Linked DNA regions of Homo sapiens: all the other regions are linked to region 6. Evidence: chromatin loops called from intact Hi-C (ENCODE). Cell type or tissue: heart left ventricle. All regions are shown on one strand. Region 1 overlaps LOC107986129 (a long non-coding RNA gene). Region 2 overlaps LOC107986129 (a long non-coding RNA gene). Region 3 overlaps LOC107986129 (a long non-coding RNA gene). Region 4 overlaps MGLL (monoglyceride lipase). Region 5 overlaps PODXL2 (podocalyxin like 2). Region 6 overlaps KBTBD12 (kelch repeat and BTB domain containing 12).

What was found. Peaks named below come from ENCODE experiments on the same cell type or tissue, not always from the same donor. Only the 100,000 strongest peaks of a DNase experiment are listed, where the experiment ranks them.
Region 1: a loop joins it to region 6, with 2.2 times the contacts of the local background. A loop is called at or near these places in 16 of 110 quality-filtered maps.
Region 2: a loop joins it to region 6, with 2.0 times the contacts of the local background. A loop is called at or near these places in 25 of 110 quality-filtered maps.
Region 3: a loop joins it to region 6, with 2.2 times the contacts of the local background. A loop is called at or near these places in 21 of 110 quality-filtered maps.
Region 4: a loop joins it to region 6, with 2.2 times the contacts of the local background. A loop is called at or near these places in 6 of 110 quality-filtered maps.
Region 5: it touches region 6 in a loop (4-fold over the local background); 22 of 110 quality-filtered maps call a loop at or near these places.

Annotation. Positions count from the first base shown.
Region 1 is chr3:127,855,948-127,859,947 of GRCh38, reverse strand. All of the region lies in intron 3 of LOC107986129 (a long non-coding RNA gene), which reads left to right. LOC105374096 (a long non-coding RNA gene) reads right to left here. Exons shown (of 2, transcript XR_001740899.2): 2 at 685-1,406. Among named protein-coding and RNA genes, the nearest start is that of MGLL, 35 kb to the right of the region's middle. In heart left ventricle, a CTCF peak has its summit at 2,436 (motif pointing right); no DNase peak of the experiment used is centred here.
Region 2 is chr3:127,842,628-127,846,627 of GRCh38, reverse strand. All of the region lies in intron 4 of LOC107986129 (a long non-coding RNA gene), which reads left to right. The region is part of intron 1 of LOC105374096 (a long non-coding RNA gene); the gene reads right to left. Among named protein-coding and RNA genes, the nearest start is that of MGLL, 22 kb to the right of the region's middle. In heart left ventricle, no CTCF peak of the experiment used is centred here; no DNase peak of the experiment used is centred here.
Region 3 is chr3:127,829,558-127,833,557 of GRCh38, reverse strand. LOC107986129 (a long non-coding RNA gene) reads left to right here. Exons shown (of 5, transcript XR_001740896.2): 5 at 426-1,263. Among named protein-coding and RNA genes, the nearest start is that of MGLL, 9.0 kb to the right of the region's middle. In heart left ventricle, a CTCF peak has its summit at 1,532 (motif pointing right); a DNase peak (open chromatin) is centred at 1,537.
Region 4 is chr3:127,758,080-127,762,079 of GRCh38, reverse strand. The region is part of intron 3 of MGLL (monoglyceride lipase); the gene reads left to right. Among named protein-coding and RNA genes, the nearest start is that of MGLL, 62 kb to the left of the region's middle. In heart left ventricle, a CTCF peak has its summit at 1,591; DNase peaks (open chromatin) are centred at 324 and 1,502; H3K4me3 peaks cover 599 bases; H3K27ac peaks cover 1,698 bases.
Region 5 is chr3:127,650,703-127,654,702 of GRCh38, reverse strand. All of the region lies in intron 2 of PODXL2 (podocalyxin like 2), which reads right to left. Among named protein-coding and RNA genes, the nearest start is that of ABTB1, 20 kb to the left of the region's middle. In heart left ventricle, CTCF peaks have their summits at 2,151 and 2,351 (motif pointing left); a DNase peak (open chromatin) is centred at 2,302.
Region 6 is chr3:127,957,989-127,961,988 of GRCh38, reverse strand. All of the region lies in intron 4 of KBTBD12 (kelch repeat and BTB domain containing 12), which reads right to left. Among named protein-coding and RNA genes, the nearest start is that of KBTBD12, 45 kb to the right of the region's middle. In heart left ventricle, CTCF peaks have their summits at 1,693 and 1,896 (motif pointing right); no DNase peak of the experiment used is centred here; H3K27ac peaks cover 4,000 bases.

The DNA of each region.
Region 1 (4,000 bases), 100 kb after region 6:
GCATTAAAAACTAGAAAGGAAGAAATAATTATCCATGACTTCACTGCCTAGAACACCCACTGTTAACGTTTCAGTGGATTTCCTTCCAGTCATTTTCTATGAATATTTATGTCCTTGGATTCATTTTCCGGGTATACTCTTCATCTTGCACTTTTCTTTTCTTCTTTTTTTTTTCGAGATGGAGTCTTGCTCTGCTGCCCAGGCTGGTGTGCAGTGGTACAATCTCGGCTCACCACAACCTCCGCCTATGGGTTCAAGTGATTCTCCTGCCTCAGCCTCCTGAGTAGCTGGGATTACAGGCACCCGCCTCCACACCTGGCTAATTTTTGTAGTAGAGATGGGGCTTCACCATGTTGGCCAGGCTGGTCTCAAACTCCTGACCTCAAAGGATCCGCCTGCCTCTTGCACTTTTAACTTAAAGTTGTAACATGAGCATTAGTCCAGAATGGATGAACTTTGGAGATATTTAGTATCTGGCTTTTTACATAAATCCTTCATCGACATCAGTACAATGAAAAGTATACATATTTTTCTATTCACAACAATAGAGACTCATTGTAACAAAAAAGCAAAGATCGCAGGAATATGTAATTTAGAAAGCAAGTTCCTTACACTCCCTCCTCCCCAGATATAATCATCATTATTGGTTAAGGTTTTCTTTACATATATTAATATTTATATATGTAAATGCATGAGCAATTTTTATTTTTCTTAATGGTTACATTGTGAAGTCATCAGAAGATAGGGAAGTATGCAGAATAAAATGGGAACAGCTCCTGGATTCCCAGCCTCGGCCTCCACTCTCTTCCCTAGAGGAAATAACAGTGAAGGATTTGAAAAGTATTCTTCAGCTGTGTTCCAAGGCCTTTACGCACATACATACACACGCTGCTATGTGTTGTTGATGCACGTATTTCTTCCATGTTGTGGCTGCATGTATTCCTTTGCATATTGTCAGTGGCTGCTTTTGCACTGGAGGAGCAGAATTGAGTATGTGTCACCGAGAGTGCTGCTCTCAAAGCCACATGACCTTCACCCCCTGGTTTCATGCCCACGAATATGTTACTTTACATGGCAAAGTGGCTGTGCAGATTAATTAAGGTAAATGGACTTTAAAATAGGGAAGTTATCCTGGGTTTTGAAAGTGGGTCCAGTGAAATCACATGCGCCTTTACAAGCAGAAGAGGAAGGCAGAGAGATTTGAGGCCTGGAGGGCTTGTGCTTGAAGGGCCGGTGGCGGGAAGCAGGGCTCTCAGTCCTATAGCCACAAGGAGCTGTCTTCTGTCCACAGCCTGAATGGTTCTTCCCCAGAGCCTCCACACAAGAGCCCAGCCGGCCAATACCTTGATTTTGGGCATGTGAGACCTCGAGCAGAGAATCCAGCCATGCTCTGCCAGCTTTCTGACCTGTAGGGTGGAGAGAAAAGAAATCATGTTGTTTTAAGTCACTGTGTTTGTGGTGATGTGTTATGCAGTGCAGAAAACAATACAGGTTTGTTTGTTTAGTATTGTAGATGCTTACTATCTGGCTCTTTACAGGCAAAGTGCTGGATTCCCTTATTTCCTTTTTAAGGGCTTCTGAACACTCCATGGTGTATTTCTACCATAATTTATTTGACCACTAGAAGACAAAGTTTTCTCGGACATTCAAGAAATGTAGCAACAAAGTCTTTGTGCACGTGACTAAATACCTCTTTAGGACTGATTTCTAAAACACAATTTCTTTTTTTATTTTTATTTTTTATTTCTTGAGATGGAGTCTCACTCTGTCGCCCAGGTTGGAGTACAGTGGCATGATCTTGGCTCACTGCAACCTCCGCCTCCAGGGTTCAAGTGATTCTGGTGCCTCAGTCTCCCCAGTAGCTGGGATTACAGGTGTGCACCATCACGCCCAGCTAATTTTTGTATTTTTAGTAGAGGTAAGGTTTTGCCATGTTGGCCAAGTTGGTCTTAAACTCCTGACCTCAGGTGATTCACCTGCCTCGGCCTCCCAAAGTGCTGGGACTGCAGGCATGAGCCACTGCGCCCGGCCTAAAACGATGATTTCTGATTCAAGGAGCATACCAATTTTAAATTTTGTTAGACACTGCCAAATTGCCCTCCAGAGAGGTGACAGATAAGCTGAGGTATATGAGGTGCTGCTTAGACAGCAGGTACCAGGATGGCTGGTCAGGCTTGGGAAAGCTCTGAGACTTAGGGTCCTCTGGAAGGTTGCAGAGTCCATTAACAAGGCTCTCTCGTGGACCTGGAAAATGGCAGAAAGTTTGCATCTAGAGGCCTCTCTTGAAGCCTTCCAGCATCACTATCAAATCTAAAGCAAGTCTGCAGCACAGAGTTAAGCGCTGACTGTACGTGGATCGTTTCTGTTCACTTTAAGTCATGTGATGCTCATGGCTAATGGGTGAGGAAGGCCTTATCAACCCTGTTTCAAATGGAATCTGCCACGTGCAGCAGTCTGTCTCCTGAAGGTGGCACAGATGAGCTTTGAACCCAGTTGCTGAGAATCTAAAATCCAATCTCCACCACCCCACCAGAGGGGCAAGTCTATCTCCTGCCCCTTCTGAAACAGCCTGCCCTTCAGAGCAGGCTTTTGCTGAGTGAGAACCGAGCTCAGGAGTGTTCCTGTTCTATTTTCTGGTTTGGATGCTGGTTGTGGAGGTGAACTCACTGTGTGAGAATTCACTGGCCTGCCCCATTTGTGAATGTTTTGTATGTATGCTATACTTTGATTTTTAAAATTTGCTTTAGGAAACAAATCAAAAGATTAGATTGTCTACCTCATACAGCAAAACAAAGCATCTGCCCCCAACATCTGTGGTGGGAAATGATTTCCTTCTGAGACAGACAGCACCAGCAAAAAGGACTATATCGTTCTCTTCCACCCATGTCACTCATTTTCTAACAGAGACCATGCCACATGGCTGCTCTGCTCAGCAACTCCTCACTTCCTGGGCCCCAGCCCTGACCCCTTTGTCTCTCAGTGCTTTCCAACAGCCTTCCTGCCTCAGCCAGCCTTCACTTACCAGTTGCTGACCCCATGGAGCCATCATATAACTCTAGGCCTTCATCCACTTGGGATCCTCTACCCAAACGCCCTAGGTTTGCTAAGAAAGTTCCTAACCTAACAGGAAACCAAGTACCTACCACAGGTTGTCACTTATAAGTGGTTGCTAAACAATGAGAACACATGGACACAAAGAGGGGAACAACAGACACCGGGACCTACTTGAAGGTGGAGGCTGGGAGGAGGGGGAGGATCAGAAAAAATACCTATGGTATGGGTACCATGCCTATTGCCTGGGTGATCAAATAATCTGTATGCCAAACCCTTATGATGCAATTTACCTATGTAACAAATTTGCACATGTACCTGTGAACCTAAAATAAAAGTTAAAAAAAAAGAAAGTTCCAGACCTCACACAGCACGTGGTACATACTAGGCACCTGACATTTGATGACCAAATGAATGAACAAACCGTTACTCTGAGTCTAAACAGCCTCCAACAGACCGCCCCCTCTGCCGACAAGCTTATTCGTGGGCTCAGTTAGATTTCTTATATCAATTTGATCCCAAATCCTTGACCCACTGGCTTTGTTTCTTGACAATGAGGTCACATGCACCAGACAACCATCAGTTCACCTTCCAAAGGAAGTCTCTTCTGGAATCTCCTGAACCACCGCACTGGATGCCACTGGATGGCATCACAGCTTTTCTTCTAGAATCTCTTCAACGTCATCTTGATGATGTCGTTTGCATCTCTCTACATTGGACCTACTATTTCCTGTATCCCCCATATTGTCTTCTCACTTGATTTAGTCTTTCATTTTGTTTGAGAACATCCTTCAGGAGTTTCTTGAGATAGAATGTGTGGGATGTAAATATTTGGAGAACTTACATCTGCAGGTGTCTTTATTTTACTCTTGCCCTTGGTTGGTAGCTTGGCTGAGGAGAGAGGTCATGTGGGCAGGAGGTGGTTTTCAGGCGGAATGGAGGGCATGTT
Region 2 (4,000 bases), 120 kb after region 6:
CCTACATCAGCACTGTCCAGTGGAAATAGAGTGGGAATCACAAATGCAAGCCACATGGGATTCTAAAATTTTCTAGTAGGACTAGACAACATAGCAAGACCCTATCTCTATAAAATTAAAAATTAGCCAGGTGTGGTGGCATGTGCCTATAGTCCCAGCTACTTGGGAAACTGAGGTGGGAAGAGCGCTTGAGCCTGGGAGGTCCATGCTGCAGTGAGCTGTGATTGTGTCACTGCACTCCAGCATGGGTGACAGAGCAAGACCCTGTCTCAAAAAACAACAACAACAAAAATTCTAGTAGACACATTAACAAAGTAAAAAGAAACAAATGAAATTAATTTTAATAATAAATTGTGGTTAATCCAATATATCCAAAGCATTCTCATTTCAACATACAATCAATATGAAAATGATTAAGATATTTTACATTCTTTTTTTAGGCTAAGTCTTCAAAATCCAGTGTGTATTTGACACAGCACATCTCATTTCAAACAAGTCATACTTCAGGTGCTCATAGCCATCAATGGCTAGTGGCTACCACATCAGACAGTGCCATTCTAAACAATAAGCAAGCCAATAAATACAGATATAATACATAATAAAGATGTATATAAATAGGCCAGGCTCAGTGGCTCACGCCTGTAATGCCAACACTTTGGAAGGCTGAAGTGGGTGGATCACGAGGTCAAGAGATCAAGACCAGCCTGACCAACATGGCAAAACCCTGTCTCTACTAAGAACACAAAAAATTAGCCAGGCATGATGGTGGGTGCCTGTAATCCCAGCTACTCAGGAGGCTGAGGCAGGAGAATCACTTGAACTTGGGAGGCGGAGGTTGCAGTGAGCCAAGGTCGCACCATTGCAGTCTAGCCTGGATGACAGAGCAAGGGTCGCTCTCAAAAAAAAGAAAGAAAGAAGGAAGGAAGGAGGGAGGGAAAGAAGGAAGGAAAGAAAAGAAGGGAAATTTTTCTTCTTTTTTTGAGACAGAGTTTCACTCCTGTTGCCCAGGCTGAAGTACAATGGCGTGATCTCGGCTCACCACAGCCTCCACCTCCTGGGTTCAAGCGATTCTCCTGCCTCAGCCTCCCCAGTAGCTGGGATTACAGGCATGTGCCACCACGCCTGCCTAATTTTGTATTTTTAGTAGATACGGGGTTTCTCTGTGTTGGTCAGGCTGGTCTCCAACTCCCAACCTCAGGTGATCCGCCTGCCTCGGCATCCCAAAGTGCTGGGATTACAGACGTGAGCTACTGTGCCCGGCCATGAAAGAAGAGAAATTAATTCTAAATGTTACTACCCTCCATACCAGCTTTGCCTGACTAATTGGCTCCCTTCCTATGTAGGCTGCCATCTCTTCATAATCTGACTTGGTTGTGCTACTTCAATACAGCAGCCTTTTCACACCTGTCACAGTGCTCCCTAGGTTTTGGTTTCATCTCCAAATAAACACAGAGAGCTTTAACTTAGAGGTAGAACTACATGTTGTTTCCAACATTTTTGAACTTGGTCTTTGTGAACTGCTTTTGGTGCCACAATTTTGTCTTTTCCAGCATTTTGTTCTTTGTCACATGCCCAGGTCCTCCCAGACCTCTCTTCTTATGGTCCTCCCAGCACTGTCAGGCAGTAGCCCAGATGTGGATTGGTACACATCCCTCTACTCGGCTGAAAATTTGCATGTTCTTGTGTTGATATATCACATTATATCCTGAGGCAGAAGAAAACTAAAAGATTCTGAAGGATTGAAAGAGTTTTCTGCTGCAGTAGCAATAGTTCAAATACCATATTAGTCAGGGCAAGTAATGCTAGCTGCCGTCATAGACAAATCCAAATCTCATTGGTTTAACCCAACTAAGAGGTTATCTCTTATTTGCTTCACAGACCAATGCAAATTGTTGGTGGTGGCAGGGGTTACTCTGCTCCATGTAGTCTGTAGTCATTCAAGGACCCAGGCTCTTTCCATTGTGCAGCTCCACACCATCTAGGAATCCTCCACTCTTCATCTAGTTGGTAGACAAGCGACAACACAGAGAGAGAGGTTTTCTAGGTCAGGCCTGGTCACAGTACATAGCACTTCCCTCCACGCTCCATTGGCCAGAAGTCAGCCTCACAAGCCCAAGAGGCTACAAGGGTGTCTGGAAAATGTAGTCTAGCAGAACGGCCATGGGGAAGAAGCTTGGCGATCCCTGCCACAAATATGGCTTTAATACGTCATGGAAATCACAGTTTTGTCCAAAGCTGCACAGCTAAGTGAGCCAGGGATGGTTTGAAAACCATAAAGAATGGATTTGTTCTTAGGGGGACACTCTGCCTTAAGTTGCTTTGCTAATAATTATTTAAATCCCAGCATCTGAGAGTCTAGAGAGACTGGAGAGTTATTTGTTATGGTTTTCTAGTAGTTGCTTGGTTTCCTTTTCTTTTCTTCTTTTTTTTAAGAGACAGGGTTGGCTGGGCGCGGTGGCTGATGCCTATAATCCCAGCACTTTGGGAGGCAGAGGCGGACGGATCACTTGAGGTCAAGAGTTCAAGACTAGCCTGGTGAACATGGTGAAACCCCGTCTCTACTAAAAATACAAAAAATTAGCCAGGTATGCTGGTGGGCACCTGTAATCCCAGCTACTGGGGAGGCTGAGGCAGGAGAATTGCTTGAACCCAGGAGGTGGAGGTTGCAGTGAGCCAAGATCACGCCATTGCACTCCAGCCTGGGTGACAGAGTGAGACTCCATCTCAAAAAAAAAAAAAAAAAAGAGAGAGACAGCGTCTCGCTCTGTCACCCAGGCTAGAGTCCAAAGGTGAGATAATAGCTCACTGCAGCCTCAAACTCCTGGGCTCGAGCAATCCTCCTGCCTCAGCCTCCTCAGTAGCTAAGACTACCGGTGCACATAACCACACCCAGCTAATTTTTAAATGTTTTTTGTCTTGTTATGATGCCCAGGCTGGTCTCAAACTCCTGGCCTCAAGGGTTTCTCCTGCCGTGGCCTCCCAAGGTGCTGGGATTATAGGTGTGAGCCACCACACCCGGCCTAGTTTCCTTTTTTTATATCTAGAGCTCTGATCCATTTGAAATTTGTTCATGTGTGAGGAAGATATGAAGATGGACCTTTTTCCAAAAAGCTTACCAGCTGTCTGGGGTTATTTGTTTAAAAATCCACCTTTGTCTCAGTTGATTTGAGATGCCACCTTCATCAAATACTAAATTTCTATATGAGGGTGGGTTTATTTTTAGACTTTCTATTCTATTTCACTAGTCTGTTTGTCTATTTATGTGCCAGTAGCACACTGTTTAAAACGTATGCTTTCATGTCTGGTAAGGCATTCTTGCCTACCAGACATTAAAGGCTCTTCTTGCATTTTTAAAATAAGAGCTTTAGTATCAATTATCTAGCTCCACAAAGGAGTTTGTTGCTATTTTTATTGGGATTGTTTAACACTTATAAATGAAAGAGGACTGGCATCTTTCTGATGTTGTCATCCTATCCAAGAATAAAGAAAGTCTTTCCATTTGTTCATATCTTTTTCTGTGTCTTTCAGGGGGGTTTAATACGGGTTTTGCATATTTCTTGTTAAGTTTGTTCCTAAATATTTTATCTTCTTTGTTGTATTGGAGATTTTCTCTCCCTTAATATCCTCTAACTAGTTATTTTTCAAACATGAAATTCATTTATGTTTCATTTACACTTCATACACATAGCCTGAAGGTGATTTTATACAATATTTGAATTTTTTTTTTTTTTGAGAGGAAGTCTCTGTCACCCAGGCTGGAGTGCATTGGTGTGATCTTGGCTCACTGCAAAGCTGGGACTACAGCTGGGACTACAGGTGCGTGCCACCATGCCCCGCTCATTTTGGTATTTTTAGTAGAGATGGGATTTCACCATGTTGGCCAGGCTGGTCTTGAACCCCTGGCCTCAAGTGATCAGTCTGCCTCGGCCTCCCAAAGTGCTGGGATTACAGGCGTAAGCCACCATGTCTGGCCAATAGTTAAAATAATTTTGTGCATGAA
Region 3 (4,000 bases), 130 kb after region 6:
AAAGGAAAGGGTTGGGGTGAGTGAAGAAAGAGTGAGCATGTAAGGCTTCTTGATGCCTTACATCAAGAAGAACTGGCACAGTGCCATTCCCACCACACCCTGTTGGCCAGAACAAGTCAAGGCCAATGCAGATTCAAGGTATTGGAACTAGACTTCACCTCTCGATGGGAAGAGCTTCCAAGTCAGTGCAAAGAGCATGGGAACAAGCAGGCCATTTACTGGGGCCACTGATGCAACAAATCTCCACCCTTACTGAGGAGATGTTTCTCAAGCTCTGTCCTTAACTCCCAGACTCTCCAGTTTGTGTCTTGCCTCTTTAAGCAGCCTGGCTACTGGAGTCCCCGGGAAGCCAGTTACTTTCATTCCCCTGATGCCTTTGCATCTTATTGTCTCCTAGCTTGCTCTTTCTCCCTTTCTCTTCACAGGTATTTCCAGTGAAGTCCCACTCTCCTCAACCCTCAGAGGATCTCTGGAAGGCCACACAGAACCTGGGACAGGAACCAAGGCACAGGGATGGGATGGAGACTCACAATTCACTGTTAACATTTTGATTCTCATTTGAATTTTTAACACACGCATCTATCACTTAAATTAATAGTAATGAAATTTTATTGCACTCTTCTTACCAAGTGCCAGGCATTGTGCTAAGTACTTGACCAACGTTATTCCATTCAGTCCCATGAAATAGGCAATAATCTTAATTCCCATTGTTTCATATAGATATAAAGAGGGTAAGTCACATGCCCAAGATCATGTAGTTAAACATTAGCCGAGCTGGTAATTGAACCCAGGCTGTCTGCCTCAAATGCCCATAGTCCTTGCCACTGCACTCTTGCCTTTTCTGCACAGAAGATATCTTGAAAGGGTTATCTACACTTGCTGTCTCCACTTATTGTCCACTCACTTCATACATAAGCACAAGCTGGCCTCTACCCTGATTAATCCATGAACTGGGTTCTCTCCAGGGTCAAAAATGACCTTGTCATTAAGTCAATTGCACATTTCTCAGTTTGTCTTTTGCTTGACTGCTGGGAGCTATTAGACTCTTTTGGCCACATATTCTTCTTGGAATATGATGCAACTTTGGATTCTCTGCAATCACACCTTCTGGATCATCCACCTCTGTCTCTATCACCTTTGCAAACTCTTCTCCTCTTCACGATGATCTCTCCTAGGCCTGCTTATCCTTCCAGTCTACATCCCCTGAGCAATTGAATTCACTCCCATGATTTCAGTGATAATAAATGGCCGACGGCTTCCAAACCTTCGTCTCCATCTTGAGCATCCTACTGCATCTTCCATTGGCAATCAGGCCTCTCCACTTAGCTGTTCCAAGGAGAACTCAGAAAGCCTTGAATGAATTGGACATCATGCTTCTGCCCATCACCATCAAAACCTCCCCTTCTTCCTTCATGTTTCACAATTCAGAAAAGCTCCACCCAGTAAAATAAATCAGAAATCTGAGAGTTAGCATTTTTGGAGGTGGGCCAGGCAGAGTGGGCCGATAGGCAAATGCATGCACCACCTGCAGGGGGCAGCCTCCCCCCAGCCTCAGTGCAGGCTGCTGCCCGCCCAGATGGAAGCCCATATTGCCAGACCTTTGGCCTTTTACACAACCAGCATTGCTATGTGAAATGCCCTGATTTTCAGAAATTGGCTACTAATTCAACCAAATATCAATAAAGCACTGTGCAGGTCAAATCTCCTGCTGACCAGGTGCAGTATGCAGGCTGCCAGGTCACACCTCTACCTGCCCACTCTCCTGGGTCAGCACACTCTCCCCCACAGCTGCAAGGGCCATTTCCGGCCAACACCCACATCTCTGTCTCCGGTCTGACCTTCTTCTTCAGCTCTAGATCCTCAAATCCATCTGCCCCTGCAGGCACCTCATGCTCAACCCATCATCCAACACTAACAGTCCAGTGTAACCATATCCCTCTGCTCTTTGAGAAAAGCTAGGAATCTGGATTTGCATGTGAAATCACCAATTTTTAAAACTCACATTAAAAAAACCATTTCAGATATAGAAATACTTTTTAATGGGTCAGACTTAACATGAAGGCCCCCAAGCTGCCACCCCTGACTTAATACAAGCTGACTAGCCACCAGGCACCATGCTGATGTTCAGTCCATCTTAACCAAGGCCCTAGAGGGGGTATTCCTATCCACATTCCCCTGTTTCAGGTGAGGAGGCAGGCTTAGCAAAATAGAGTAACTCACCAGGAAGTAGCACCACTAGTCAGTGGAGCTTGCTTCTGAGGCTTAGGTATTTTTGCCCAACTTTATTTCCCCTTAAGTTTGATAGTACAGTCTTGCTTTTCCTCTATCATTCATTTTCAGTACCATTTCCATTCCCAACCTCCACTCCTTTCCCATTAGAAGTGGTTTATAATTGAAGTATACAACCACCCAAATTCTTGTGCAATATCACATACACTAAAACTGCTAATAAGAGAAACTCTTGGTCTTCTTACTATCTCCCGGCTTGCTCTTTCTCCTTTTCTCTTCACAGGTATTTCCAGTATGTTCTACTCTCCTCAAACCTCAGAGCATCTCTGAAGGCCACACAAGAACATTTGTGTTTTAGCCCATTCTCATGCTGCTATAAAGAAATACCTGAGACTGGGTAATTTATAAAGAAAAAAGGTTTAATTGGCTCATGATTCTGCAGGCTATACAGGAAGCATAGTGGCTTCTGCTTCTGGGAGGCCTCAGGAAACTTTCAATCATGGCAAAATGTGAAAGGAAAGCAGGCACGTCCTACACAGCCAGAGTAGGAACAAGAGAGAGAGGGAAAGGTGCTACACACTTTTAAACAACCAGATCTCACGAGAACTCACTCACTATTACCAAGACAATACCAAGGGGGATGGCACTAAACCATTCATGAGAAATCCATTCCCATGATGCATTCACCTCCCACCAGGCCCCACCTTCAACATTGGGGATTACAGTTCAAAATGAGGTTTGGTGGGGACACAGATCCAAACCATATCAACTTGTAGGGGCAGAAAGACGTCACCTTTACTTGAATTGCAACCCTTACCTTTTCATCGCAGGCTGTAGGAGCAGAGCCTGACAACCAGCACTTGTCTTGGAGATCACTGCATCTAGAATAATCCTGCCCTAGAGATCTAGGTGGACACACAGGCAAGTAGGGGCCTGGTGGCCCACTGATTTCCCTACTGAAATAAAAAGCCAGATACAAGACTTCTACATCTGCAAAGGTGGAGTGGATGTGCTTTTCCCTACTTTTCCCACTAAATATGACTAAAAACCCTGGACATTATGTATACAACCAACGTAAGAGGATGCTGAAAGGAAGAGATAAAAGGCAAACCTGCTGGGGACCTCAGGACCTGAGGAACAACATGGTGGTGAGTTCCCTGGGTTTTTTGTTTTGCCTTATACATTTGTGACTCTAGAGAAACACAGGTAAAACAAAAGGTTTAAATCAGATCCAGAGTCTGATGACATAATACAAAAATGACCAAGTTTCAATAGAAAATCATTTATCTTATCAAGAACCAGAAAGATCTAACACTGGATTAGAGAAGACAATATATACCAACAGGAAAACAAACAGATTTTTAAAGCAGTCACAATAAAAGTTCTCCAACAGGCAATTATAAACATGCCTGAAACAAATGAAAAATAAAAAGTCTTGGCAAAGGGATAGAAATTCTTAGCAAAGAAATAGAAGATATAAAGAAGAACCAAATGGAAATTTTAGAGTTGAAAAATACAATAACTGAAATAAAAAGCTCAATGGATGAGCTCAAAGGTGAAATAGAGGGAACAGTGCAATAAGCTGGAACATAGGACAATAGAAATGACTCATCTGAATAACAGAGAGAAAATAGGCTTAAAAAAAAAACCCACAAAAAAAAAACCAAAATGAACAGAGCCTTCAGGGACCTACGGAACTATAAGAAAAGCTCAAATATTCATGTCATCAGAGTCCAAAAGGAGAAGAGAAAAGAGGATGAGGCTGAAAAAG
Region 4 (4,000 bases), 200 kb after region 6:
TCCAAGGCAGGTAAAGCCATCGTCATTTTCATTTTACAGGAGAGACAACAAGCCAGGAGTGGTAGAGCCAGGATCAGAATTCCAAATCACAGATCTATTAAGCTGTGTTCTCGGTGTCTTGGTTTCTCCCCTGTTAGAGGTAAAGGGAGAAATTAAAAAGCAAACAGAGGACCCAAACCTTGCATGGGATCCTCAGATGCAGTCACAACTCCCCGGCAAGTGCGCTGGGTGCACTACGCATATTTAGTGCTTGTCTGGGCATTTGAGAATGAAGCTCTGCCTGGAGTCCCTCCCTGAAGAGCTGGGGTCCCAAGGGCCCGGCCGATGAAGCGAGGAGCCGAACGTGCCAGGAGGGAGGCAGCCTGCGTGGCAGTCCAGCTCTGCCCACGGCCGGCTGTGCGCCAGCCCTCTCTGTGCCTCCGTGTCCTCACCAGCCAAAAGAGGAAACCCACAGTACCTTTGTGGTGGACTGGTGTAGCCCAGTCGCTTAGGGGAACACGTGGACACACACACAGAAGGCACTTGAAATGCAGCTTGAAGGGCAGTTTGCAGTCTCTGGTCCAGGCAGTGCAGAAGTGGCCTCTTTGACTGCTGTCTCTGAGTGTTCTGTGGCTTCCACCCTGGCTGTGGAGGTTAGTACTGCTTGCTGGAGAAGGAGGAGCCCTGGGGAGGCCTCCACCCTGGTCCCTCAAAGCTTCTCATCCCCACCCTAAACTAAGCCAGCACCCCCAACACAACACGGTGGCTCTAACAAGACACAGCAGCAGGGGAGAAGCCAGTTTGCCCAGTGGGCCCTGGAAAGTGACGCAGTCTGGTCATCAGCACCCCAGAAATCCCTCCCAGGCGGTGGGCCCCTTGATAGTGCGAAGGGTCCGGATGGCCACAGGGAATTGTACGTTATCTGAACACAGCAACTGGGGCCTCTGCTCTCCGCATCTGTGTGGCACCTTGCTCATAGCAGCTGCTCAGTGAAGGCTTGCAGAATTACAAGGCATTTCACAGAAATGATGGTTTCTTTGGATACGCTCAAGTTCACACTTGTGAATCCTGTATGTGTGGGTATGAATTTGGCCTGGAGGATGAGCCCTGTTTAAAGAAAATCAAATAACGCTTGCCCAGCTGGAAAAATCCATGACTTCTGTGCTAATAATTTTTTCCACGGATCACCCCATTTAATCCTACGGCAGCAGAGTAAGGCAGGCAACGTCCCTATGGAGGAAACAAGCTCAGAGATGCTGCCTGATTTATTCAAGCTCACAGTCATTAGGGGGCAAAGTCGGACTGAAATTCTTACACACTTGCACCTTGCTACAGTTTTAACTTTTGGGAAAATGCTTTGGGGTGCAGAGCCGCAGGTTCCATTGGACCAGCGCCCCCCAATCAGTGCTGTGCCTCTGAGCAGCTTGGCGTGGGGCACAGCCCCCAGGCGAGTGGCCCTGGGGTTTCTGCATCATCTGACAGAAGTGCCGCAGCGGCTCCAGGAATAGCTTGCGACGCGCAGTCTGTCAGGGGTGCCGTGCCAGCTCCTCACCTCGCCTCCTGCCAAGGCTCTGCTAGAAGATGCTCTGACTCCCAGAGGTGGCGCCTGAGCCTGGATGAGGGACAGAGCCAGCATCGGGGCTGACTGCAGGGGGAGAACAAGGTCCTTTCACCTTCATTCCTCAGCACCCACGTGCCCTGTGTGGCATGGTGTGAGCCCAGAGGGGTTGGTCCCCTGTTGACAAGTGGAGCTTAGCCCAGAGAGTTCTGTTATGTGAACCTGCTGGGTGGAGGCAGAGTGGCCTGGCCTACTCTTTATACCTGTGTGTCCAGGACAGTCACTTGACCTCTCTGAGCCTCAGATTTCCCATCTGTATGTTAGGCCTGAGGCTTCCTATGGAAACGTTAGCTCATAGGACCCCACACAAACTCAATGTCCCATAAATGGATGCTTCCACCCCTGTGTGGCTCTGCCCTTCCCTCCCGTCATCTTTCCTTTGCTTTTCTTTGAAAGCTGTGTGCACATCCAGCGCTCTCCCTGCTACACCACTGGCTTCCTTTCTCCAACGCAGAAAACCAAGCCGTCTAAGCAGGGCCTGCCCGCAAAGACAGTCAATGTGAGAGGCAGGGGCCAGCTGCCTCCTCCTCAGAGTCGTGGAGAAGTGCTGGATCATTCAGACCCCATAATCATAATTATTTCTCTCCTCAGTTATTGTACAGACGCCACCAGATTGGAAAAATCACTTAAAGGTTTTATTCAGTGGAAGCTTTCTTACCAAAAAAGGAGAATCATCTGAAGGCCAAAGGGACCGATTCCAAGGACCCTGTGTTGAGTGAGGGAGAAGGAGCTGGGCTGATCTGAGCAGGTAGGAGCTCTGCATCAGGCCACTCCTTCCTCCCAGTCCACACGAGAACCAAGAGTCTCTGAAGTCATCGGGATCTCTGGGCTCAAAGCATCTCTGTAAAGTGGCACTGCTTCTGTGAATTACATTCTCTCTTCCCTTCCTTGGAAAATGACCTCTAAGCAGGGGAAGGTGCAGTGAGACATGAGAACATGCCCACAGCTGAGATTTTTAAATGGCCGCAGGTGAACACAGACATCCCTCTTGAGCACGTGATTCAGAAGAGAGGCACACCCACCTCCAGTGAGCATCTACTGTGTACCAGGCACGGTGCTGAGAGCCTTGGTCACATCAGGTGTGGTAGGGGACCAAGGGAGGGGTAAGGACAGTCCCGCAGAGGTTGGAGATGTTAGCCAGGGTCACGCATAGCAGAGAGAAGGGTTGAGAGCCGCCTGACTCTGTGTCTCAGTTGCTGGGGTCACAGAATAGGAGAGCTGGTTTATAATAATGGACGCTGTGAGAAATAGCTGCCAGGGCCGGGCGCAGTGGCTCACGCCTGTAATCCCAGCACTTTGGGAGACCGAGGCAGGTTGATCACTTGAGGTCAGGAGTTCAAGACCAGCCTGGCCAACATGGCGAAACCTCATCTCTACTAAATACAAAAATTAGCCAGGCTTGGTGGCATGTACCTGTAATCCCAGCTAGCTACTCAGGACGCTGAGGCAGGAGAATCACTTGAACCTGGGAGGCAGAGGTTGCAGTGAGCCTAGATCACACCACTGCACTCCAGCCTGGGCAACAGAGCAAGACTCTGTCTCAAAAAAAAAAAAAAAGAAAAGAAAAGAAAAAAAAAAGAAAAAGAAAGAAATAGGTGCCAGGAGCCCCCAGAATATCCTTTCCTGTGAGGGTCATGTTTACAACTTACAGCCAGTGCACTTTTGCACATTTTCAAGAATGATATTTTTCTCCCTAGCAATTGCTTGTCATGATATGAAAAATCGACCCATTATCCCATTGTTTTTTATAACACATATCTGATTTTTAAAGACCCTTTTAAAGGGGAAGACAGAAAAGAAAATTACAGGTGACTTCCCCCATTCTCCTCGCTCGGTACAGCCGAATTGTTAGGAAAGGAGACTGGCACTTTGTCAGCACTAACAACGGAACACACCATTTAATTATACAAGGCTCAGGGGCTGCTCTAAGAGGGCCAAGCTGACCTGGGCTTCTGTCTAGCTTGAAAAACTTCTAGCTATTGACTTTTTGCAAGCTCCTTCACATCTCCAAGCCTCATTCGTGTATTTATTCATTCGTTCAGTCTATAATGTATTAGCTTGATGCCCAGTTACCAACTCCAGGCATGGTGCTGGGCACAGGAGATGCAGCTGTGAACAAAACAGACACAAGTCCCTGCCCTTGGCAGACAATGAGCAGCAATAAATGACTTTAGGGTATGTCCATTGGAGATAAGTGCCACAAAGCAAAATAAAACCTTGGAGGAGGAGGGCGGGGCAGTGGGGGCAGGGGGCCATGCTCAAGCTGCTGGCTCCACTGAGAAAGTGGTAGTTGAGCAAAGACCCAAAGGAGGCAAGGAGGAGCCTCACAGATGACCAGGGGAAAAGGGGGTGGCCAGTGCAAAGGTCCTGGGGCAGGAGGGTGCCTGACTCATGAACAGTCGG
Region 5 (4,000 bases), 310 kb after region 6:
AGTTTTTATTTTTCATTTTTTATACCGAATGTAACTAAAGCCTAAGCACTTGAGTTTTAAGTCAAAGAAAATCTAGGAAAAAGGGCAGGGCAGGAGGGGATTACTCATCTGTTGACAAGTGTAAATATGATTTCAGTATTACAAATGTCTCCTAAAACAGAAACAGAATTACCGGGAGGCCTGATGGGAGCACACACTAGGAACCAGTGGGGTGAGGGGCGTCTGTGTGGGCAGCTGCAGGGCAAACACCAGCAGTGTGAAAGCAGGGGTCCCAGGAGAGGGCCCGTGAGACTGGATCCAAATGGGAGTTGAGAATAAAGAGTGAAGAAGCCAGGCTTTACCCAAGAGCAGAACCACGGTACGATTCACTAAGAAGATACAGCATCACGTCCACAATATGCCTGCCAAAAATGCAGAGCCTGAATCTGACCATGGGGAAATTTGAGACAAACTGAAATTGAGGGGCAATCTACAAAATAACTGGCCTGCACTCCAACAATGTCAAGGTCATGAAAGACAAAGAAAGATTAGAGGGTTTTCCAGAATAAAAAAGAGACAAAAGAGACATGCGGACTAAATGCAGTACGTGATTCTGGACCGGATAGTGGACTATGAAACCCTGCTCTTTTTTTCTTTTGCTATAAAAGACACTACTGGGAAAACTGGCAAAGTTTGAATAAAGTTTGTAATTACAGAAGCATATTGTATCAGTGTTAATTTCCTGATTTTGATCATCCTGCTGTGGTTTTTAGGAGAATGCTTTGTTCCTAAGAAATGCACACTGAAGTATTTGGAGCAAAGGAGCATCATGTCTGCAACTTACCATTAAATGGTTTAGCAAGAAGTACAGATCTGCATCTCCATATCCATACATGTACACATACACACTGATACAGCAACTGCGGCAAAGTGTTAATAATGGGGGAGTCCGAGCAAGGGGTGGACGGAATTATTCTTGCAACTTTTCTGTAAATTGAAAATTTTTTAAAATAAGGAGTAACAGAGAGAGCGTGCACATGTGAGAGACACTTTCTCTCTTTTTTTTTTTTTCTTTTTTGAGATGGAGTCTCACTCTGTCACCGAGGCTGGAGTGCATTGGCACGATCTTGGCTGACTGAAACCTCCGCCTCCTGGGTTCAAGCAATTCTCCTGCCTCAGCCTCCTGAGTAGCTGGGACTATAGGCACACGCCACCACGCCCAGCTAATTTTTTGTATTTTTAGTAGAGACGGGGTTTCACCTTGTTGGCCAGGCTGGTCTTGATCTCTTGACCTCGTGATCTGCCTGCCTTGGCCTCCCAAAGTACTGGGCTTACAGGAGAGAGCCCCTGCACCCGGCCTGAGACACTGACTTTCACTACAGGTCAGCGAACATGCTTGAGCTGTCAAGAGGGGAATAGAAACATGGCAAGGGACAGGGCAGGCTATCCTGGCTGAGAGCGCAGAGCCCTGTGGCAGGAAGGAGCCACACCGCCCTGAAGCAGGTGAGACAGTTTTGAGAGACAGGGAGGAAGGTGCTTTTCCCACTCAGGTGTCCAAGGAATACAGATCAGGCTTCTAGGGACTCGCTGCATTGAGAGGGGAGAGGAAGCCTCAGCAGGCACTTTGGAGGTGAAAAAGGATCAAATTGGGAATGGAAGAAGAGAAACAAAGAAGTGAAGCTGAGCAGGAAAAGGAGGGAGATGAAGATGAGGAGAGTAAAGAGAGGGGAGAGGCAAGAGGAGAGGGAGGAGAGAGGGGACACATGACAGGGCTACCTGCCCTCCCAGCCTGCCCTCAGTGACCCAGGGCAAGTCCTTGATGCCCACACCCTCAGCCCTGCTGCCGTGGACAGCTCTGATTCCAGAGGGAGGGTCTGACCAGCTGAGCGCTCCAGGGAATCCCTTCCTACCCCATCCACTTCAGGCTCAGGAGAAGGGTCCCTCCACGAAGCCCTTTTAGTTTGTAGCCAAACCCCAAAAGCGTGTCTGGGACCAAGGTGTACCTCTAGAGCCCCACACCTGGACACAGGTGTGAGGAAGCCGAGCCGCCCGGGAGACACACTGGAGACACGTGGAAGTCTAAGGGCTGGCTCCATGGATTCATCCCTGTCCTCAGGAAGAGCTGGGGCACTGAAGGATGAGAAAGGTCATCCAAGGCTCAAGCCCTCCAGGGAGAGGCTCGGGCTGGGCCTCGGAGCATGGGAGGCCACGAATGTCTAAGCTGCAGCTCAGAAGACACCTGGGGCAGACCCCCTCGTTGCACAGGAGAGCCCTGGAGGACCTCCTGGATTGATTGCAGGATAACACTTAGGCTCCTGGGCTCCCGACCCTCCCAGAACTGCTGGGAATGGCACTGTGAAGTCACAGCCCCCCCTGGTGGCTCTAAACAGAAACCACATGTTCCCCAGAGCCCTCAGAACAGTTGGGTCTCCAAATCCCAGACTCAGGGATTTTACAGGTAGACAGAGGCCCTGCAAGAGCAAAGGGCCCATCTCTCGCCTTTTCCACATGAGGGAGCCCAGGAGAGGAGGATTCTTGCTCTAAGTTGTGATGCTAGACTTGTCACAGTTGTAAAGTTGTAAGACTCTTAGACTCTTGTGTGGTTAAAGCCAGTGTCTTTTGACACATCCTGGTCATTTAGTCCAGCACCCGGGCTTGGCTTGGGATGCTGGACAGGAGCAAGCTGACAAGCAGAATCATGACCTCTCCCCAGTCTGCCCGTACCTTTGTGGCCGCAGCCAACCTCCTTAAAGCTGGGCTTGAATCACAAGAGTGGCTGGCGTTAAGAGCCCCAGGCCAAGCTTCAGGGTTCTGGAGGCATGGGCTGGAATTCTGGGTGGCCACTTGCCTCTGTGTGCCACACACCCACCTCTCCATGATGTGAGGCTAATACCTCAGGTTGTTACAAAGATGAAGTGGCATCAGGAATGCAAAACACCCAGCCCACAGAAGGCACACTTTCCTTCTGTCACACTCCATGTTCTCTGCTCCTCTCAGCATCCACACAGCCCAGCTCACGGCAGGTGTATCCGTGGTTAGGGTCAGGGTCCTAACACGGGAAGGGACCACAGGAGGCTACCTGACGAGGCCTCAGCCCTCTGGCAGGCACTGGTGAGTCTAGAGAAGATGGGCTGGCAATTATCTTCAAGAATATGGCTGGGTCTCTTTAGAGAGGCATTTCTGTGTTATTGACTTACCCCTACACCCCCATTTGCCTAAACCCAGCTGTGATGGTTCCTTTACAACTCAAGTCCATCTCTGTTTCATCTGGTAAGTGAGCAGCACCTGCTAGCACCGCCTTCAGAGGAAACAATGTACATAGTCTCTTAGTTGCCCCTAAACCTAGCTTCTTTTCCTGGGGCTAAACAACTGTAATTATTCTTTATTCTCAACCTTTCTGTTTTCATCCTTCTCTTGTGAAAACTCTGGATTCACCCTGGTGTTTTTTGTTTGTTTGTTTTGAGATGGAGTCTTAGTCTGTCGCCCAGGCTGGAGTGCAATGGCACGATCTCAACTCACTGCAACCTCCGCCTCCTGGGTTCAGGCGATTCTCCTGCCTCAGCCTCCCGAGTAGCTGGGATTAAAGTGCCCGCAACCACATCTGGCTAATTTTCGTATTTTAGTAGAGATGGGGTTTCACCATGTTGGTCAGGCTGGTCTTGAACTCCTGACCTCAGGTGATCCACCCGTCTCGGCCTCCCGAAGCGTTGGGATTACGGGTGTGAGCCATCGCACCCAGCCTCACCACAGTTTTAGGAGTATTACAGCTGGGCGCGGTGGCTCACGCCTGTAATCCCAGCACTTTGGGAGGCTGAGGTGGGTGGATCACGAGGTCAGGAGATGGAGACCATCCTGGCTAAAACGGTGAAACCCCGTCTCTACTAAAAATACAAAAAAAAATTAGCTGGGTGTGGTGGTGGGTGCCTGTAGTCCCAGCTACTCAGGAGGCTGAGGCAGGAGAATGGTGTGAACCCAGGAGGCGGGGCTTGCAGTGAGCCGAGATCGCACCACTGCACTCCAG
Region 6 (4,000 bases):
GACAGCGATCTCAAAACCAAAATTAAGAACTCTGCTTTGATCTCATGGCTTTTACTATATGTATCACATACTGAGAAATTAATCTCATGTGTTTCCTGGCCTGTCTTCTTTCAGTGTCATTTTATACCCTTTGCCTATCACTGCATCAGTCAGGTGGTATTTTCACCATCACCTGCTTTCCTATCTTGCTCACTGGCCTGTCGTTTTCCATATTGCATCCCTAGTACCTAGCCCAGTGCCTGACACGTTGTGTGTTGGAATGAAGAATGAGAAGTTTAATTTTGCATGTGCTTTCCCTGCCTGTCCAAGTGAGTGTGCTACTGGGGCCAAAGGCCACTATTCTGCATCTTTTATATCACAGGGCCTGCCACACAGTACTCAATGAATCCAAGAAGATTGATGGGAACAGCTTATTTTCACCATGGTTGGGGCTTATGCCAGGCATAAAAGCTGATGGAAGGGCACTTTGAAGGAAAAGTCTTTTTTTCTCTTTGCTGATATAAACTGACCTGTTTCCTGTCTCAGTTTGAATCCAGGGACTGAGGCTATAAACTAACTCAGGAGGCTTTTAGCTGCCTTCTCTCTTATCCGACTGGATAAATAATTTAGCCCATTACAGTGCCAAGTTTGAGCTGCAGCGTTTCCAAGGAGGGGACACACTGGCCTCGGTTAACGGCACAGCTCTGCTGTTCCTGGGCCCTCTTTCAATGTGGCACTGTGGTAGCGAGAGCTTTCTCAGCCTAACAAAAAGTGGAGTTTCCTATTTGTAGGGCAAGAAGGACTTAAAGAGGAGGATTTAACCATAGGAGTTGAAACAAGCAATCACCCATAAGGTAAGAGTAAGATGATCTAGTTGTCTGTTTTTGTGAGATCCAGGAGAAATGTTACTAGGCTGGTTTGTATTACAGCTCCTCCAGAAGACCAGCAAGTGGAAGCAAAGAGGTCAAATGCGAGTCACTGGAGTTGGGTTAGGGCACACGGAGCAACCAGCATCCTGAATCCAGCTCACAAATTTCACATAAAAGCCCATTAGAAGACTTCCCCAACATGACGCATATACAGAATGGGTATTATTCTCTTGATTTTTGCAATAATTAGTGTTGTCACTTTTGATGCTCTGTTACCAAGTGTATTTAATTATAATGTTCAGCCCTAACTCTACAAAACTAGCCCTTTCTATTTGGTTGGCAGGCAGTTCACACGCTCCACTCAAGGAGTGACATGAGCTTACAGCGTGCTCTGTCTTTGTTTCTGACCATTAATGCCTGAACACATTCTCTGTCTCACTTGGATGTAATTCCACCATCAAGTACACTCTATTAGCAGCAGACTTAATGAGCTTAAACTGAAGGTGAATCCTGATTAGGTAAATAATCAAATGAAAGCATGATCTTCATTAATAAGTCAGCACCAGCACTACAAGAGAAATCTTTTGATGAGAGGTGTCTTGGGGTAGGATCAGTACATCTGTAGAATTTCAATGAGATACCTCCATATCTTTAATTTATACGAACCTCTGAGCATGACTTTTCTTTATTCAAAAACAGACAAATGAATAGAAATTATATTTGCAGGTCATATCCAAATGGACCTCAAATGCAAAATATATACCCTGGTTTTTATTTATTTATATTTTTTGGTGTGTGCGTAGTGGAAAGGGGGAAATTATAGAAGAGGACAATGCCTGCCTCTCTTCTTTATCATTTCTATAAAGACTCCCTCCTTCTTGTGTGTGTGGCTATTTTAGATTCTCTCCTCTCTGTGGGGTGCAGGAGTGAACCTCTCCTCCCACACAAAGCCTGGCAGGGAGCTGGCTGAAGCAGAGGGGAGTGGTACTCGCTGCCCAAGTTGCCCTTGAATGCAGTGGTGCTTGCTCCCAATGTCCTCTGCCTGCAGGGTCACCTCAAGGTGGCAGGCTTATTCTATTTTCCCCTGGGTTTGATCCAGAACAGGAGGTGGGGGTTTGTAATCCTTCAGATAAGCTTCCAAAGTTGCCTGTCGTGCTAAACCAGTCTTAGGGGAAAAATGTACATATATTTACTATTGTCGGCACCCACGTGCCTTGGAAAAAGCATGTGGACTTTGGAAACACTCAGACCCTGGTCCCTACCCTGTGTCACCATTTACTAGCTAGACAAAGTTGGTCAATTTAATTTATCTCAGCCTTTTCTCATCAGTAAATTAAGGATAATGACAGCAATTCCATAACCTGTTGCAAAGATTCACTTATTAGGCAACCATGTAAGGGTGGAGAAGGGTAAGGAGGAACTCCCATTTGTTGTATACCTATTCACAAGTATTGCCACAGGAATTTTTCTTTAATACCTATTCTCATGCACGGTGTGTAAACAAAATGGCTAGCATGCAGGAGGCACCCAAATGTTAACTCTCATTCTCTTTCATGTTCTAGGATGTTTCATGAGTAACCGGTGTTTATTAAAGTTGCTGAAATCCTACCTTTGATTACTCTCAATTTAATTATTTGCTATGTCTATAATTGATGGTTTACTAACTGTATGGTCAAATTGTCCTTAATAGTTTCTTCCGGGGTTGGATAGAGAGATTCAGAAGGCCAAAGGGCTGAGGAATGGGCAGAGCCTTCCTCTCAGGCTTCAGGCAGAGGGAAAAGCTCCCTGACATGACTTAGAGTAACTCATTTGGTCATAAATGTTTGAGAGAGGTAGGAGCTGTTGGTGGACCTAACAATAGAAAAGGATTTTGCAATGCATAGGCTTCTAGGAGTTAAACTGGCCCATATATCTGAGTGGATGGGCTACTTTCTGACTCACATGTCAGACATGATCTATTCACTGCTAATATAATGCTTGTGATGATTTGTTTCATTCTCACACAAGTTGTCAGCTCTCTGATTTTTTTCCAACCTCGTATCAGAATTCTAGCTTTGGTGCCTAAAACCCTAGAAAACATGAACCTAGCTTCTTGCCACTTTCTAAAGTCTAACACAGGAGGCTCTTGGGTATTTTCAGAATGAAGCCCTTCAGTACAAGGCTGACAGCTGCTTACCTGCCTTCTACCGGATTCTGGTTGATACTGTGCAGTGCTCATCAATAGGGTGCCTGGGCTCACAGAACAGGGCTGCTGGGCCCCCATGTACTGTGGCCATTCTCCATTCTCTCTATCTGCTGGCCTTCATAGCCCTTGACCAGCTTTTTCTTGCCAGGCCAGGAAAACACAATCATCTGTCTGCTTTTTGTTTGCTACCCCACACAGATGACTATGAAAATCAAATAAAAGAGCTTCAAGGGGAAGACCAAGTTCCATTTGTTACAGCTTGATTTTGCTTCATTTTGGAGGGAAAAATCAAGTGTTGGAATTATCTGATAACTTCCGAGTGGACATATAGCTGGTTTAATAGAACGTTCTGGAGCTGGGCCCTGAGTGCCAAATAAGCTGCAATTACACAATGCTGTCCCATCTGATCCTGAGTGATACCCGGGCTTTTGTGTCAACCCAGCACTGGGTCTTAGTGGATTTTCAGTCGAGTCTGGGCCTTTCAAACCCTGGGCCCATCTTTTCCTTGTCTCTTCTCCATCTTACCACCAGTCTGTCCTGCAGGGGTCCCAGCAGGTCTAAAGCCTGGGCCAGTAAGGGGAGAGCACAGAGTGGAGAGCCTGGACGTGGTGGGTGGGAGTGAGCTTAGGGGATGGCCCATAGATGCCACAGCAGGCTAGAGGTGCCAGCTGCAGATGAATGTCACCACAGCCCTCCTCTCAGCAGTCACCGACTCTGCTGACTGTACCTCCTCAGTGCCTCCCATACCCATCCCCTCCCCTACAGACACCAAGTCTTGGTGACCCAGCTGCTCCTAACTCCTCACATGCCTGGTCTGCCCTTCTCCCTCCTGCACCGCCCCTGCCCCTGAGGCACCAGAACACTCAACCATTCTCCAAATAAGGGAGGCTGTTTGTCTCTAGGCCTAGGCTTGGGCTGATCTCTCCGCCTAGAATGGCCTCTTCTCCTCCTCAACTTGGCAAACCCC